2 separate regions of the Homo sapiens genome follow, and region 1 is linked to region 2. The links are chromatin loops, found by intact Hi-C in ENCODE. Cell type or tissue: endothelial cell of umbilical vein. All regions are shown on one strand.

What was found. Hi-C counts contacts between places; a loop is a spot of excess contacts. Peaks named below come from ENCODE experiments on the same cell type or tissue, not always from the same donor. Only the 100,000 strongest peaks of a DNase experiment are listed, where the experiment ranks them.
Region 1: it touches region 2 in a loop (5-fold over the local background); 2 of 110 quality-filtered maps call a loop at or near these places.

What each region holds. Positions count from the first base shown.
Region 1 is chr1:158,015,036-158,023,035 of GRCh38, forward strand. The region is part of intron 1 of KIRREL1 (kirre like nephrin family adhesion molecule 1); the gene reads left to right. Among named protein-coding and RNA genes, the nearest start is that of KIRREL1-IT1, 6.5 kb to the right of the region's middle. RefSeq lists enhancers at 4,302-4,987, 4,524-4,818. In endothelial cell of umbilical vein, no CTCF peak of the experiment used is centred here; a DNase peak (open chromatin) is centred at 4,656; H3K27ac peaks cover 3,830 bases.
Region 2 is chr1:159,919,739-159,927,738 of GRCh38, forward strand. It overlaps TAGLN2 (transgelin 2), which reads right to left and starts at 5,769. Exons shown (of 5, transcript NM_003564.3): 1 at 5,712-5,769; 2 at 592-799; 3 at 1-97. The coding sequence starts at 771. It overlaps IGSF9 (immunoglobulin superfamily member 9), which reads right to left. Exons shown (of 21, transcript NM_001135050.2): 21 at 7,303-7,788. The coding sequence ends at 7,607. It overlaps LOC124904437 (a long non-coding RNA gene), which reads left to right and starts at 4,140. Exons shown (of 2, transcript XR_007066683.1): 1 at 4,140-4,213; 2 at 4,741-7,202. RefSeq lists enhancers at 1,520-1,739, 1,820-1,959, 2,680-2,729, 3,040-3,089, 3,210-3,389 and 4 more and a silencer at 4,730-5,139. In endothelial cell of umbilical vein, no CTCF peak of the experiment used is centred here; DNase peaks (open chromatin) are centred at 3,703, 4,073, 4,933 and 5,813; H3K4me3 peaks cover 3,190 bases; H3K27ac peaks cover 4,850 bases.

The DNA.
Region 1 (8,000 bases), 1.9 Mb before region 2:
TAGGTGTACTCTGAAGAAATTTTTTTTTATTGCCAAAGTACTCTTTTGTTTTTTAAATGAGTTTCATAAAGTCACCTTACTCCTACCCCAGACATCACAACAGCTGGCTGGCCCCTCACCCCATCTCCTTAGGGAAATAATCTTTTGAGTCCTGCCATACCTTCAGTGTCTCCTAAGAAACTGTGAGTATCAGAGAGGGCTGTGATGTCCTTTTCTTCCTCTCATCTCTGATGCAGTTCTGAACTGGGGGCCAAAATAGCTAAGTAGGAAGAGTCCTGTTTTGCACCTGCAGCACTCCCTCGCTCCTGCCCGCTGTTATCACCCACCTCCAGTCCCTTCCTGCAGATACTCTCAATGTTATCCTCAGACTAAGCCAGACCATTGGAGAGTTGGGAACCAAGATGGAATGGTTTTGGCCCCTTAAAGAATTGCTTTTACTGAACTGAGCATTTGGTGCTGTGCCACCAGCCCTCACTGAGGAATGCTTTAAGGAACAGCCCTGTGAGACTCCTTACTGCATTTATGGTAGGAATGTTGTCCAGGACATGGTTCAACACATCACAGTGTCCTTTTATGAGGATCCACAGGAGAAAGTTCCAGAGCTACTTTACCTAAGCTTCTGGTTCATTTTTTTATGGTTACTGTAAATTGTATCATGAATTTTGAAATTTTCCTCTTTGCACTGACTGCTTGGAAGCTCAGAGCTAGACCTTGTAGTTCATCTCTGATGAGGCACTTAGGATCTTATGGCATATATTTAGTATATTAGTTTTACCCCAACCTCAATTTATTTCTCTTGTTTTTAGTCTCTTTCCCTGCTTCCCTAATCTCCACCATCCCCATCCCAGTGTCTAGTTTCTTCTCTTATTTTTAATATCATTGACCGAATCTATGTATGCTGCTTCAGATTTTCTATGAAACAAGTAAACTAATTGAGTTAAGATCTATAAAACATAGAGCATAGTGCCTGACAAATATTAAGAAAGCAGGCTGGGTGCGGCGGCTCAAGCCTGTAATCCCAGCACTTTGGGAGGCTGAGGTGGGTGGATCACAAGGTTAGGAGTTTGAGACCAGCCTGGCCAACATGGTGAAACCCCATCTCTACTAAAAATACAAAAATTAGACAGGTGTAGTGGCGTCTGCCTGTAGTCCCAGCTACTCAGGAGGCCGAGGGAGGAGAATGTTGTGAACCCTGTAGGCAGAGCTTGCAGTGAGCCGAGATCGTGCCACTGTACTCTAGACTGGGGGACAGAGCGAGACTCTGTCTCAAAAAAAAAAAAGAAAGCAAAGAAAATGTCAACTACTATTTTAAGTAAACAAATAATACAAATTGTTTCTAATCTTTATTTTAGAGATGTTGCAAATATGGACCAGAGACTGCAGAAAGCTAGCCAGATCAAAGGCCAGCAGTTAAAGGCAGTAACTATAGTTAACTCCCAGTTGACCCAATAGAAGGAAGAGCCTTGACCCGAGTAACACCCAGCCACTGATTTTTTTTTAATCTTTTCTTTTTAACTTTGGGATGCATCATGGTGATAATAATGATGATAAATAATCAGATTTGCCTTGCTTATTAGAGTTGACTTGGTCTGCTATTTAAATGAGTTTCTAATTCCCTGCTCACACCAGACTGACAACCGAAACCTTCTGGGTGGCAAAGGGAATCAGCCTGCCTGGGATTAAGATTTTTCCATGGTTAATCTCCAAAGTGAGGAACCTACGTGTGAGTAATTGAGAGCTGACAGCATTTCGTTGGATCAGTTTTGCCTAGTCAGACAGGGAGAGGGCTAAGCCTTGGAAAGACAATAGGGTAAGACAAGAGGAAGTTGACAGAGTGTGACTTCTATCCATTTCTCAGCCTTGCTTGCACAACCTGCCCTAGCTCAGGTGAAGTTGGCCCTGCATTCTTTGTCTCTTATTTGCTCATTTCCAACAAACCTTTCATTTGGTCCAAGGGTAAAAAGAAAAAGAAAAAAGTCGCCATGACATCTCTGTTTTGTTCAACCCCACATTCACGGAGCATTTACTATATGTTAGGCACTGTTAGGTGCTCTGGATGTGTCAAGTCCCTGCGAGCTCCCTTTCCTGCGGAGGGCAGGTTCCAGTGGAGACACTCATCATTGCACGCACGGCCCAGGAAATGGGCATCTCCCTGGGCAAGTTCTCCTCATTTTCCTCCTTTCCTGCTTCCTCCTGCGTTTCTCAAGGGCTCTCTTCCTCTCACTCTTCTCTGTCATTCCCTCAAGGTCTTTCTAGCCCTTCTTAGTTTTCTCTCCTACCCTCTTTACCTTTCCCTCCTTTTTAAGATCCTTCTTTTCCTTTTACATTTTCAAGGGCTTTCTCTCTTTTTTTTTTCCTATTAAAATACATTTTTTGCCTAGCGCAGTGGCTCACGCCTTTAATCCCAGCACTTTGGGAAGCTGAGGAGGGCGGATCACTTGAGGACAGGAGTTTGAGACCAGTCTGGCCAACATGGTGAAATCTTGTCTCTATTAAAAATAATACAAATTAGCTAGGCATGGTGGTGGCGCCTGTAATCCCAGCTACTTGGGAGGCTGAGGCAGGAGAATCGCTTGAACCCAGGAGGAGGAGGTTGCAGTGAGCCGAGATTGCGCTACTGCACTCCAGACTGGGTGACAGAGTGAGACTCTGTCTCAAAAAAACAAAAATAATAAAAAATAAATTTCTGAGAAAGAAAATAGTTTCTTTTTTTTTCTATTTTTCTGTTTTTTTTAAACCTCTTTCCTAATTACTTACAAGGAAAAAAAAGAAGGCAGCCCTCCCTCTCAATCTCTCAGTTCTTTTGCTTAGAAGACAAAAGATCCTTCAGAATTAGAGAGGAAGAGGGGAAAAGAAAAAAAAAAAGATTCCAGTTAAAAATCTTAAAAATCTTCATCAGGGTCAAAAACCTGACAGAAAAGCTTTGTTTGAAGGGAATGTGAAGGGGGAGGAGGAGGGAACTGGCAACCGGCAACTCTCAACCTCAAAAGGCAAAATATCTTGAGAGTTGAAGGAAATCTGGAGATAGTGAACACTCCCATTGAAGTAGTGGAATAGCTTTGATTTCCTTTTTAGCCAGAGAGTCTTGTCCTTTTGAGGCTGGTGGAATATGCTGAGAGGAAGAATTGGGGGGGTGGGAAGCAGGAAACTGCCATTTTAATTTCACCCTGGGTCAGAATTGTCAGGAGTTAGGGTGACTGCAAAGAAGCCCTAGGCCTGAAGCCTCAGGCTCTGGTGTGCCGCACCACACCACAGGTCCCAGCCTAATACTTCCCAGAAAGGGAATGAAGCAGGGAGTAGGCAGAGTCAGGGGGCAGGGGAAGGGCTGTGGGAACTGATGTAGAGGGCTGGTGATGGTGAAGCTGGTGAAGCCCCGGGAGAGACCTGTGGGCAGGTAGGAGGCAGCTCATAGCATGGCCATGGAGCCAGGAGGCATCAGAGCGTGAGATGGTGCCAACCTGGGAATGCAGTGTGGCCTGTAGGGAAGCAAGGTTCTAATTGGTCAGCTGCTCTAGGACTTTGAGGAGAAAAGACTCAGAGATGTCCCTTGATTGGAGGAAGGGCGAAAGCAAAAAGTAGCATGGGGCATTATTGAAAGGGTGTCAAGAATGGGACTGCTAGAATGAGGAAGCAAACATAAAGCTGGACACCCAGACAAGGAGGAGCCCTGGAAAAAGAGGGGAAGGGTAAAGAGGGGGCCTCCTTCCCTGGAGGCCATCTGATGAGGGTCGATGGGCCAGTTTGAGAACCATTTGTGGCAAGCGTTTAAATCCCAGGCTGCTTTTTGCCCCAGTACCTGGTATCCAGCCATCGATTGATGTGCTACGAGAGAAGATGAACCAATTTTATTATTAGCCTGAACAAAACATAATTAGGAGGAGAAATTTGCTTCTGCTGTTGCAGTTGCTGCAGCAAAGAAGTTACATAAGGTTCATTCGGATGACTTGGGAACACCTTCCCTACTTCCCTATTCCTGTTCCCGTTTCTCTGGCTTGAACCAAGTAAATAGAGGTCCAGAGCCTCCACTCTGCCCTCTAGAAATTCCCAAGACAGAAATGTGCTCAAGGAGCAGATCTAAGACCCTCAGCCTATAGCGGACACGGAACAAGGGCACAAATCGAATAAGTCAGTGCATTGTCATGATGAACATGTGGACAAAGGCAAGAAAAGGGAGAAGGGACAAGAGAGAGGAGCAGACTGGAGGAGAAGGAATAAAGAGCTGAGGCATAGCTCTGCTCCTGTGATGTTAGAGGAAGGGAAGGTGGAAAAAAAAGGCATTGAATTATTCTCAGACAATTTCAGAAGGACCAGATGGATTCTGGAAGGAATTAACTCTGTTATGTCCTGTACTAGTATCATTACTACACTCTAAGATGGGCAAACGAAAGGATTTGGAGCATTTTGGCAGATACTCTTTGGGTGATTGAGAGGGGGAGGTAGGAGGGCATGGCTGTTGGGGTGACTATATGGGGGTCGCATTTGGGCTGAAAGTTAAGGCCACAGACACATCCCAGGCTGAGCTCCACACTGACCCCCTTAGACTGAGGCTTTCACTCAGGGCACTTAACTTGGGTGGAGGGAGGCAGGAGTGGAAACTCCAGGCCTAATTGCTAGGTCTCTCTCAGCTCTTCCAGGGAGCACGGGGCAGGAAATTCCTCAAATTCCAGGCTTGTAGGATCATTGCTGAGCTTAACCGCAGAGCAAGAGAAAGAGGCAGGAGAGGCAGAGAACTGCCTTCTCTCCATCTTTTTTTCCCTTGCAATTTTAAAGCTGCAGCAAATCAGAAGGGTTTGGAGGGGCTGATGGCTATGAGAGAGGCCCCAAGCATAACACCCCCGACCCCGGTAAAGAAAGTCCCAAGTCTGGGAATCCCAGAGAAATTAGTCCTGAATTGAGTAAGTTTGAAGTCAAAAATAGACTGCTGTGGCCCGGGATAAGCATTTTTCCCAGGGTGAATTTTTTTAGTTCTTCAGAATAGCCAGTGGAAAGGAAGTTGCTTTAGGAGCAAGAACTGTCTTGCTGAAATAAATGATGGCTGTGCAGGGAGCACATTGGAAGGGGTCTTGGGGTGGACAGAATTTCCTTTTGCTCTAAGGGTGAAACCAGTCAGGTCTCTCTCTTTCTGAGCTCTCCTCCCAGAGCACCTGGTCAGGATATCCCAGTCATCACCTCCGGGAAGATGATGTTCCCTGGATAGCCCATACATTTTCTCACCTCCATACCTAGCTAACACTGCTGCATCAGTCCCAATGACCCCACTTCCCATCCTTTACTCTCTGAGATCTGGATTTGCCTTCAAGATGCACCCCCCATGCCACTTTCTTAAGGTAGTCTTCTCAACTCCCCCCAAAGAATGAACTATTATTTTTGGGGGGCTTCCAAAGCAAATTGCTTTGAAATTCCAAAAGATCATACATTCTGTTTTAATCATAGTGGGTTGTTAAGCTCCTGCACTAGACTATAATGCTACTTGTGGATAGGGACTATGATTTGTTTATATCTGTAACTTCCGTCTCTTGCCTCTTTTCCCCAGCATAGAGCAGAATGACTGCCATACAGTAAATCAAAAAAAAAAAAAAAAAAAAAAGCCGTTGAGTGAATATCCCAGTTATTTGAGTGTGGATTATCCACTTGGTAGATCCCTATAATTAATGTTTAACTCAAAGTCTAGTTTCTCTTCCAGCTCAGCTCCTGGTACTATCACGTAATATGTGCTCAGAGAATGCAAACAGTTTTTAAATATTATCTTCAGTACGACATAATTAGGTGCTGCTAAAAATTCATTATCATGCTTTCCAAAGCCAAAAAGAAATAACTTTTGTATTATCCACTCCACTGCTCTTCCTCAGTGGTGTGGATAACTGAGACATAAACGTTTTCATCATAATTGATGATGGGACCACCTTACAGGGCCGCTGGATTTATTGGGTGCCAGGAGGAAGAAGCAGTGGCCCATATCTTCTGTAATTCTTTCTTCTCCAGTTGCTAAGCTCCTTGGATTTGCACAGAGCACTTAGAGTTGATGGTCCCACCCTCAGCAGCAACCTAAAAATGGCCAATGTGGGCTGGCATTGAGGAAGTATCTCGACCAAAACCTCAAAAATTCACAGTAAAAAATGCCGTATCCTAGGGCTCTTAATTTTTTTCTTGGTGGAATCATAAAATCCTTTTGGTTGTTCTTCAGACCTATTTGTCCCTCTTTTGTTATCAGAATTATTTTCTGGTGACCCGGAGAGATTCTTTCACTGCACTATATTGCAGATTCTCCACCAAAAAAGCAGAACTCAGCTGGCTGCATGATGCCAAAATGACTCCTTGCTTTGGCTAATTCAGTCAGCTGGTGAAAGTATCGTGGTATTATGGAAGGAGCCCTGTTTGAGGCATTACCCTCATCTTAGTTTCATTCCTGATTCTGCTACTAATAAGCTGTGTGACTTTGAACAGGTTGCTTAACCTCTCTGGGCTTTGGTAATCATAATCCCTAACATGTGGAAGTTGGGCTAGGTAAAAGCAGAGGCTCTTTTTAGCTATAACTCTATGTGTAAGTCTGTAATTGAGGTTAAGAAGAAATGTGCATATACATGACTTTTGACTGAATACTATTTACTTTCTATAACAGGTTACAGGATATATATAAAATTATGTTTTCAGTCTCCCTCCCTTTCCTGGGAAAGACTGAATAGGCCCTAGAGGTTCTGGGGGTGTGGCAGCTGTGGTGGGCTTTACAAAAGGGGTTTTTTTGGTTCCTTCTGTTCACTTGTAAGGTTTCAAAGAAAATTGTGCCTATACTTATCAGGATATATGTAAGCAACTGCAGAGAAATGCCATGTAACCTGAGGTGTTAAGTACTGAAGGGACAGGAAATAATACTGGGTGTGGTTATGGATAGTGCTAGTTTGGCCAGGCTTCCTTAAAGAGGTAAATCTGGAGCAGGGCTCAGCAGGAGGAGACATGGCATGGATTGTAAGGGGAGAAAGAAATCCACTCCAGGTGTGTGGGTGGGTGCGGTTGGGGTGGGGCTCGGTGGGTAGTTATTAAAGCTTTATGCACCTGGATTCCTAGTAGGCAGCTATTTTGGGTTCTGGAGAAGTGGGTCAACATAATGAAGTTTGGGAGGCTGCATTCTGATTTCTGGGCACATAAACCTGGGGAAGGCATGAAGCAAGGAGGATGCTGAAGGGCCATTATCATCCAAATGAGACCAGTGGGATGTAAAGGATAAGAGCATTATAAGTATCCCAAAAAAGAGAATCTCAGAATTATTTCTATTTGAGCATTTAACTTGTGCTAAACACCTACTATGTTCTGGGATGTCCGTTCTGGAAAGGACCTTAGAGGTAATCTGTTCTATGAATTATGAAACTGAAGATCAGAGAAGGGATGCAAACTGCCCAGTGCCACCCAGCGGATTCTGACAGAAGCAGAACTAGAAGCCCTGATTCCTTACTCCCACCCTACTGTTCTTCTTGCTACAGCTAAAAAACACCCATATTCTTTGACTTCACTTTCCCTATTGAATTTACATCTAGTGCCAAAGGGGCACCACTGGGAACACCCAGGACCCCTACTATAGATGTGCTTCCCACTATGGTTAAAAGTTAGGACTTGTCCCAGATCCTTTGCCAGCTGCTGAAATCCAGGCCCTGAGATTTAAACTCCCCAAACAGCCTCCAGAACAGATTGCATAATAACTTAATCGGAAGGGCGGGAGAGAGGGTCCAAGTGTTCAGGCAAGTACCACTCTGCCAGCTCCTCTCCACATCTGCATCTGTGGGCCTTCTGCTAAAGTGCCAGCGCCCTAGCCTGTTTCCAGCCTCTTCCTCCCACACACCTGCACACCCGCACACTCTTACCTGTGTATACTCAGTCTGGGTGCAAATGAAGAGAGACCTGGGGTTAGGTCCAGGAGCAACTAGAGTGACCACCCTGGGTGATGTGAGGGTCCACGGGTGTCTTCTGAAGTTCTTTTTGGAGGCCTATGTGGCCCCTGTTTTCTCCTC
Region 2 (8,000 bases):
TCTGCTCCATCTGCTTGAAGGCCATGGTGGAGGCCTGGATCTTCTTTACTGGGGCCTGCCCCTCGGGGTACAGTGCATTAATGAGCTCACATAGCACCTGGATGAGGACAGCAGGGGTGGAAAGGTGAGAATATGCCTACCTATCGCAGCTCAGCGTGCACCACCCTCAGAACCAGAGACAATGAACCAGAGAGGCTCCTGTCTTGCCTGAAGACAGCTTGGACTCTTTCACTAGAGTAAGCCTCACAGTCCTTCTTGCCAGCCTCCTTCCTCCGAGCCCAGAGTGAAAAGCCAGTGTTTAGTCTTTCCTTGCTAATATACCCTCCCACAGTTCTTTCCTTAGAGACATTCTTCCTCAGTGTCACCTCAGTCTTCCACTGCCTGGGAGGCACATTCACCCTTACCCTCCACTCCACGGGAAGGGAGGAAAGCATGGGCCCTCTCACATCCTTGACAAAGGCCTTCAAGCTGAGGAAGAGGCTGGGACATGTGTGCCTTCAGTCTTCTCCTCTTCAGGTTAAACAATCCCCAGTCCACTGGACCCAGTCCTGCTCTCCCTGCACTTCCAAGCCAGTGGGGCCCGGCTCTCACCGTGCCATCCTTGAGCCAGTTCTGGAAGTTCTCGCGTCCAGGCTGGGGCCGGCCCACATCCTTTCGGCACTGGGTGGTGATCCACTGGATCAGGATCTGCTCCAGATCTGCATCATATTGTTTCTCAATCTTCTGCTGCACCTCCCGGCTCAGGCCATATGCAGGTCCCCTGTTGGCCATTCCAATGGGTGGCGGTGGCTGCGGGGAGCTAGGGAGAGGACACACCCGGGCTTTTGGTCAACACCTTGCAGCCTGGGGAGTGGGGAATTCAGGAATTCTGCCTGCAGGGATATACACCATTTCCCCCACGGTGAGCCCCAAGGATGAGGACCAGAACTGTTACCAAATGCAACCCTGCTCTTTATAGCCCTGGGAAAGAGAATGATTTGGGGAGAGGAGGAGGAATGTGGAACAGCTTAGGAAACTGGTTGGATCTACCCTCCCTCAACCTCTGGGTTTTCTTTGCTTTTTTTTTAACCATCTAGGTTGGTGCAAACCACTGGATTTTAATTGAGCACCTACTATCTGTGCTAGGGATTGTGAAAGAGATAGTAGAAGTCCTTGGTCCTCAAGTGCCCACAGTGCCATCAGGGAGACAAAGTGAGTACATATGAACAGGTAAGGATTGCACACAAAGAATACTAAAGTGCACAGTTCAGATCACATGTTGTAGGAGTTAAAAGAAGCAGACGGGCAGAAGCAGCCTGGGAAGGCTTTCTGGAAGAGGTAGGCTTGAATAGGTCCTTGAGGGATTTCAGCAAACAAATCGAATTTCCTATGAAAAACCAGGCAATAAAAACAAATTCTACTTTCCCCTCTAGGAGCTATGACAGGCAGAATCATGCCCCCGCAAAAGGTGTCCATGTCCTAATTCCCAGAACCTGTGGATATTGTTATCTTATATGACAAAAAGGGACTTCGTAGATGTGATTAAGATCTCGAAATGGGGAGATTATCCTGCATCATCTAAATGAGCCCAGTGTAATCACAAGGGCCTTACTAACTGAAAGTGGGAGATAGGTGAGTCAGAGTGGGAGAAGTAACAACAACAACAACAAAATGGAAGTAGAAGTCAGAGTCACACAGGGCCATGAACCAAGCAATGCAGGTGGCCTCCAGAAGCCAGAAAAGGGAAGGAAATAGATTCACCCAAAAACCCCAGAAGGAACACAGCTCTGCCAACACCTGTATTTTAGCCAGTGAGACCCCTGTTGAGTCTGTAGAACTGTAAGATGCTGTATTTGTGTTGCTTTAAATCACTAAGCTTGTAGCAATTTGTTACAGCAGAAATAGGAAACTAATACAGGAGCCCTGGGTGATATTTTTGGGGAAACCTGGAGAAGAGAAGGCAAGACGGGGAAATACACAGGAGGGTTTCTTTAACTTCGTTGGAGGAGCTTGATTAGCAAGAACTGGGTGGTTTCCCGACCAATGGCCTGAGTTGGCGGACCTCACTGTGGCAGTGTGTTCCCACCACACTCACCACCTGGGTCTGACACTCAGGGGCTGAGCAAGACCCGGGCATGGTATGGATGCCAAGGGGAGCCAAGAACCAAGAATGGGCCACAGTCCCCATTTTCTGTCCCATCCCCACCCTGGTTTGGCTTTTCTCTCTTCTCCAAAACAGAGCTAGCTGTCAGGCTGCTCACGAAAGGGGACCCCCAGGACAGGCATCTGCGTTCAAGGGGAAGAAAGAGAGCCACCCCTTCTAACCACATCTGGCTCCAGGCCAGGTTGGCCTTCAGGGATGAAGTCACTCCAGCTCCCCCTCTCCCACACACCCAGGTTAAACAATCCCGTCACCCCCTCTCAATGGACCTTGGGGCTCTGCGAAATACAAGGGGACCAGCCTGCCTCAAACCCTCAACACCTCTCGGCCGCAGAGGCTGTGTCTTGGGCCAGTCCCTCCCGTCCCGACTCCAACATGGCTGCTCCTTTTTACCCCAGCTTATCAAGCTGCACATTTCCGGCAGATCCTCCCCTAAATCAGTTATTTTTAAACCTCATTAAGAGCAACCCGCCCCCTCCACTTCCCCCAGCCCGAAAGCTGGGCCAGATAAATGTCAGTCTGGGCCCCGACCCACAGCGCCAGGCACACACACCATCAGCTTGGGGAAGGCAGGCGGGGTGGGGTGGCTGAGTTCTGAGGAGAAACCAAGAGAAGCATCCCTGCCCTTCCCAGAGGCCACTCCACCATAGAAACCTCTAACCTCTGATGCACAGGGGAATGGCTGGAAGACAGGTAGGAAGAGGAAGGGGCTAAGAGCTACTACCACCAGTAAGCCCCCTTTCCGCAGCCCAGTTCCAGACCTCTCTCCTGGGAGTGGCTGTGCTCAGGGCTGTTTCCAGGGACCAAGTGGCCTGAGGCTCGGGGATCACCATGGCACAGGTAAAGAAAGGGCAGGAGAATGATTAACCTAGACACTGGGGTTAAGAGCAGAGAGAAAGGCCTGAAGCCAGACACTTCCAGTGCCCCCCAACCCCCCAAGGCAGGACAAACTTGGCCTCCCAGACCCACCACTGGGTGGAAAGTGGATGCTGAGGAACCCCCTCCACCGCCCAACGCTGGGGCCTGGACACAGCTGGCAGGGTCACGGCCTCCAGCTGCAGTGTATCTGCTCCACTCTGGGGCCATTGCCCTCAAGCTCTGAGGTGCCAGAGCCATAGGGCGGGGTCCTGAGAAGGGGCAGTTCCAACCAGGCCAGGCCTGGTCAGCAGCTGTTTCTCTTCCCCACCCCCACGGGCAGGCAGAAGCTGATGGGCTGCGGCTGCTGGAGCTGGGAAGGCCCACCCTAGGGACACCCAGGGGACCTGCCCCTGCCTTCCCTCAAACATAAAGAAAACAGTAAGCAAGTTGCCTACCAGGGTGAGAAGAGATATGCCCAGCTGGAAGACAGGTGTGGGGGACCCCCAGAGCTGGGGACCCCAAAGGAAGGTGACAGCTGAACAACCTGGGGGATGGACTGGCAGGGAGCAACCTAAACCCTAGCGCTACTGCAGCTGTGAGAACAACCCTCACCCTCACCCTGGAGTTACAATAGGCGGGAAACGGGGAGGGGCCACGCAAGGCACTCGGCCCCACCCAGACCCTGGGCTGGAAGCTTACCTCACCAAAGCCAAAGCCAAAGAAAAGGCGGACATGGGTGGGGGCAGGGAGGACTTCAGGGTTCTTGGCTAGGGTGTTTAATTGGGAAGACAAAGGGACTCTCCATCCACCGTGCAGATGGAACACAGGAGAACTTCCCAACTCAGATTTGGGACAGGGAGTGTTCTCAAAGAGCAGCACAGTGAGGGCACCAGCCCACAGAGCGAGGTGCCACAGCCAGCAGCAAGGATGGGGGGCGGCCCACAATTAAGGGAACCACCGTAGGGCAGCCCCTCACCACCGAGAGTCAGGAGCAGAAGAGAAAGCTGAGGCTACACAAACAGGAAGCTCCAAAGCTTGCGTGGGAGGAGGGGATGAGGTGGGGGCCGTTGCCATGGCTTCTGTGTACCAAACAGTGTTGGAGGCTGGGTGGGGGCTCCGGGCAGAAACACCCTGTCAACACAGACGTTGTGGTGAGCAGGCTGTGAGCACGGGAGCAGAAGTGGGATCGTCTCAGCAGTGCTCGGGTGTAGCCAGGTGCAAGAGATTATTCCAGGAGACAGCTATAGTGGGGATGGACAGCGTGTGGGGGAAGATAGGAAATGACCCGTGTTGGGGTGAAGAAGAGGACTCAGGAAGTAGTTGTTCAGGAGAAGAAATCCCCTGGGAAGGGAAAGTGTTCTGAGCTAGAGAACCCACAGCTGAAAATTCTGGAGGGAGAAGGGATGGAATGAAGAAAGGATTAGGGGCCAATCCCGGGGTGGGGGACAGGGGCAGAGGCCTTGGGGTGAGGGAGGGAGTTGCGGTTGGACAAAACCTATTTGTTGGTTCTGGAATGGTAGGGCCCTACTGGGCCCGCCCTGCCTTGGCCTCCTCTGCAGTTGTAGGTCTGCCCCTTGTAGTGGGGAGGAGAAACTGGGAGGGGGCTAGAGATAGAGAGCCATTGCTGTCTGGTGCTTTGAAGTCAATGAGAACACTGGGGGAGCCCCGTCCCAGCCGCAGGTCTTCTACATCGAATCCCACACTCCATCCCCACTCTCACCCCGTTTCTCTCTGCCCCACAGATACCAACTGCTCACAGATCTCCCAGGACACCGGCTTCAGGTAGCCCCAGGAGGCACAGGGCGCGGGGGGAGGCGGCAGTCCACCTCCGGTCCTGCAGGTCCGGCCTCCCAGCCGCCGCCCCCCACCCCCACGACCACACCCTGGGCCGTTACAACAGATGAGTCACCCACCGCCCTCCCGCCGCTGGGGTGACGCAGTGGTCTGGGCAGCCCGCCCGTCCGCCCGCGGCCACCACCGGCTTTCCCAGCAGCAGGGGGCACCCGGTGGGGGCAGCGGCGCTCGGGCAGGGTAAAAGCAGCCACCACCACCCCCACAACCTCACACAGGGCACCCCGGGGCGCAGTCAGGGCTGCAGCACCCAGACCCCCGAGGTCAGGGGACCGTCATAGAGATGACTGGAGCTTCACAGAAGGTCACCGTGCGACCCATGCAGAGCCCCCTAGCCCCAGCCCGTGACCTCAAGTCCCCAGAATAGCAAGCTAGCAGGAACAGGAATGAAAAGGGCGGCCTCGGGGACTCAGAGGGCACGCAGTGCTCACACGTGCTCCTGGAACCAGGAAGTGAAGGGTCGCGCGGGAAAGCCCAGGAGCACGAGCTGGCCCAGGGCCGGCGCCACGACCCGGGGTCACTCGGGGCCAGCCAGCTAAAGTCCGACGCCCTTTTTTCCCCTCGCCCCAGTGAGGACTCAGCGATGGAGCCCGCGGGTGGGGCTCAGTCCCTGAGTCCCTGCTCCAGACGGACGCCCTGTCTATGCATGGGCTAACCTCGCCTGACCTCATCGTCCAACAATGTCGGGTCAGGGCTTGGGGACAGGACCTGACAGCACGGGGCGGGGTAAAGTAGTCACCGGACCCTTGCCTGGTACCAGCCCTTGATCCCCGAGCTCGCTGGAGCAAGTTCAAAGCGCTGGCTTCTTGCTTTCTACACAGCACGCACATGTCCCCGACCCCCGTACCCCCGACCTGCTCACCGTTCAAGCGGGCTGGAGAGCGGCGCACTGACTCAAGGCAAGGGCTGCAGCTGCAAGTGGTGCGCCCTGCCCAGCCGGGGATTTTCAGGAGGGTCCCGCCTCAGACGGGGCGGACCCGGGGCGGGGCAAGGGCCAAGAAGGTTTAAAGGCGCCGCAGCGCAGAAGGAGGGAGGACTGCTTGAGACAGAGGGACAGTAGACCAGAGCAAGGGTTAAAGGTTCGGGGAGTCTGAATCTACAAAGGCGGCTGCAGTGGTCTCCACCCGTGAGTACCTCAGCCTCCACCGAGAGCCCGTAGACTTGTGCCCCAGTAGGAAACTTTCTGCCTAGAAAGTTAGCTAAACACTGTGGGCGTGTTTATGTAGGAAGAAGCCTCCTAGTTTAGAGGCTGGCAAGGTAAAAGGAGGCACAGGAAGGCCTTCCCCCGACCCCAACTGACTAGTGTGTGACAGGACTGGGACTTGCAGGCCGGGACAGCACCCCCACGTGATCTTGCTCACCTCTTACTTCAAGCCTGGGCAGGGACTAACAGTGAGGTCACTCTGCCCAGGGCCCTAGGGGTGTTTTCGGTGTTGGGACCCAGGGCTCAGACCTGTCTTCTCCCTGCCTTTCATCTCCTTTTCTATGACCTGGTATCTCTTCCTAAATCCTGGAGGGATCAGAGGGGGAGACCTCAGCGCGAGGAGGCTGGCTGGGGTTCTTTTGTCTCTGAGGGTGGAGGACAGCACAGTTCAGGGGTGGAGAAAGAGCCCCCCATCCTTTCAGGCTTCAGTTGAATAGAGTCCCCCGGGGTGGAGTTCTGCACACATGATAGAGTCCTCCCTTGAACCTGAGATTCCAGGATGTCAATATCCAGTCCTGTCCAACCTTTCTATTATTCTCTGTTCCCTCCCCGAGTCCTACACAGCCCTATATTCCAGTCCCACTGATTGTCAAGCATTCTCACTCTTCTGTGCCTTTACAAAGGCTATTCCTCTGCCTAGGACAGTTTCCCTTCCTTGACTGGCTCCCCACCTGCTCTACCCTTTACCTGCTGTGTGACTGTTGTGCATTCTATGCTTGAGTTCCCTGGTCTATAGAACAGAGCTAATAGTACTACCTAATTCATAGAATTGTAGAGAACTAAACAGTCCACCTATAGGGCTTAGAGCAGTGCCTGGCACATAGTGAATACTATTATTACCACCATCTATCTGTGAGGGTCCTGAGGACTCCCCCCCAATATGTGGCATTTGTCCCAGCACACGATATTAGCGTTCACTAAAGGTGGCCTTGAATGCAACATCTTCCTTTGTGCTACAATAACCAACACATAGCTTTATCACGGAACTTATCATACGGTAACTATTTCTTTGTCCGCCTCACTGACTAGAAAGAACTCCTCAAGGGCAAAGGCGTGCTTCCAGAGCTTTGTATTTTCTCAGTATCTACTTCAGTGGCTGGCCTTTAGTAGCTGGCCTCCGTAAGCACTCAATAAATGTTCTTGAATGAATGCTGAATGCACCTCCATTTATTCAAGAAGATTCTCCTCTTCTTTAAGGGTCCAGGGATTTTCCTGGCACTCTCTCAAAGACAGATAACACACAGAAACATCTTTCAAACTTTGTTTATTCACCTGTAAAAAACTTCACACACACACACACACACACAGAGAGAGAGAGAGAGAGAGAGAGAGAGAGAGAGGCAGACCTAAGATCCCTGTTCCAATCCCCAGACTCACCTAGGGGGTCAGCACATACATTCCATACCAAGGTGACCCAAACCCACTATCAGGGTCTGTGCCTGGGCACCAAAGGGGCAGGCAGGGGCAGTGCCCTCGTTTGAAACTAGGTCTGTCTGGTTGGGGGCCTCCTTTGCAGGTCCATATGCCTTTTCACAGCCTCACATCAGGGATGTTCACAGCAGAGTGGCCTGTTCGGGGTGGGGGACTGGCTGTCGATAGGCTGGTAGCCGAGCCCTAGTAGCATCTCGGCGGCGGCGGAAGGCCAGGAATTCCTCCCGAAGGGCAGCACAGCGGGCCTCAGGGCCAGTAACATGGGCAGTGTTCAGGAGGCAGCCCTCCTCTGGAGTCTTCACACCTGCAAGAGGCGGGCAGGACAATGAGAAGAAGCCCTGAGGTTCACTGAGTGAAGAGCTCAGATGTGAAGCTCGCTAGGCCCTTCCAGTACAGATGGCCCAAGGGGGCAAGGCACAGTCTAGAGCAGAGGAGCCTGGGAGGCAGGGCCTGACTGGGAATAGATGGGTCCTAAGGTGGCGGGGGGATGTGGGACAGTATGGCCGAGATGCCTGC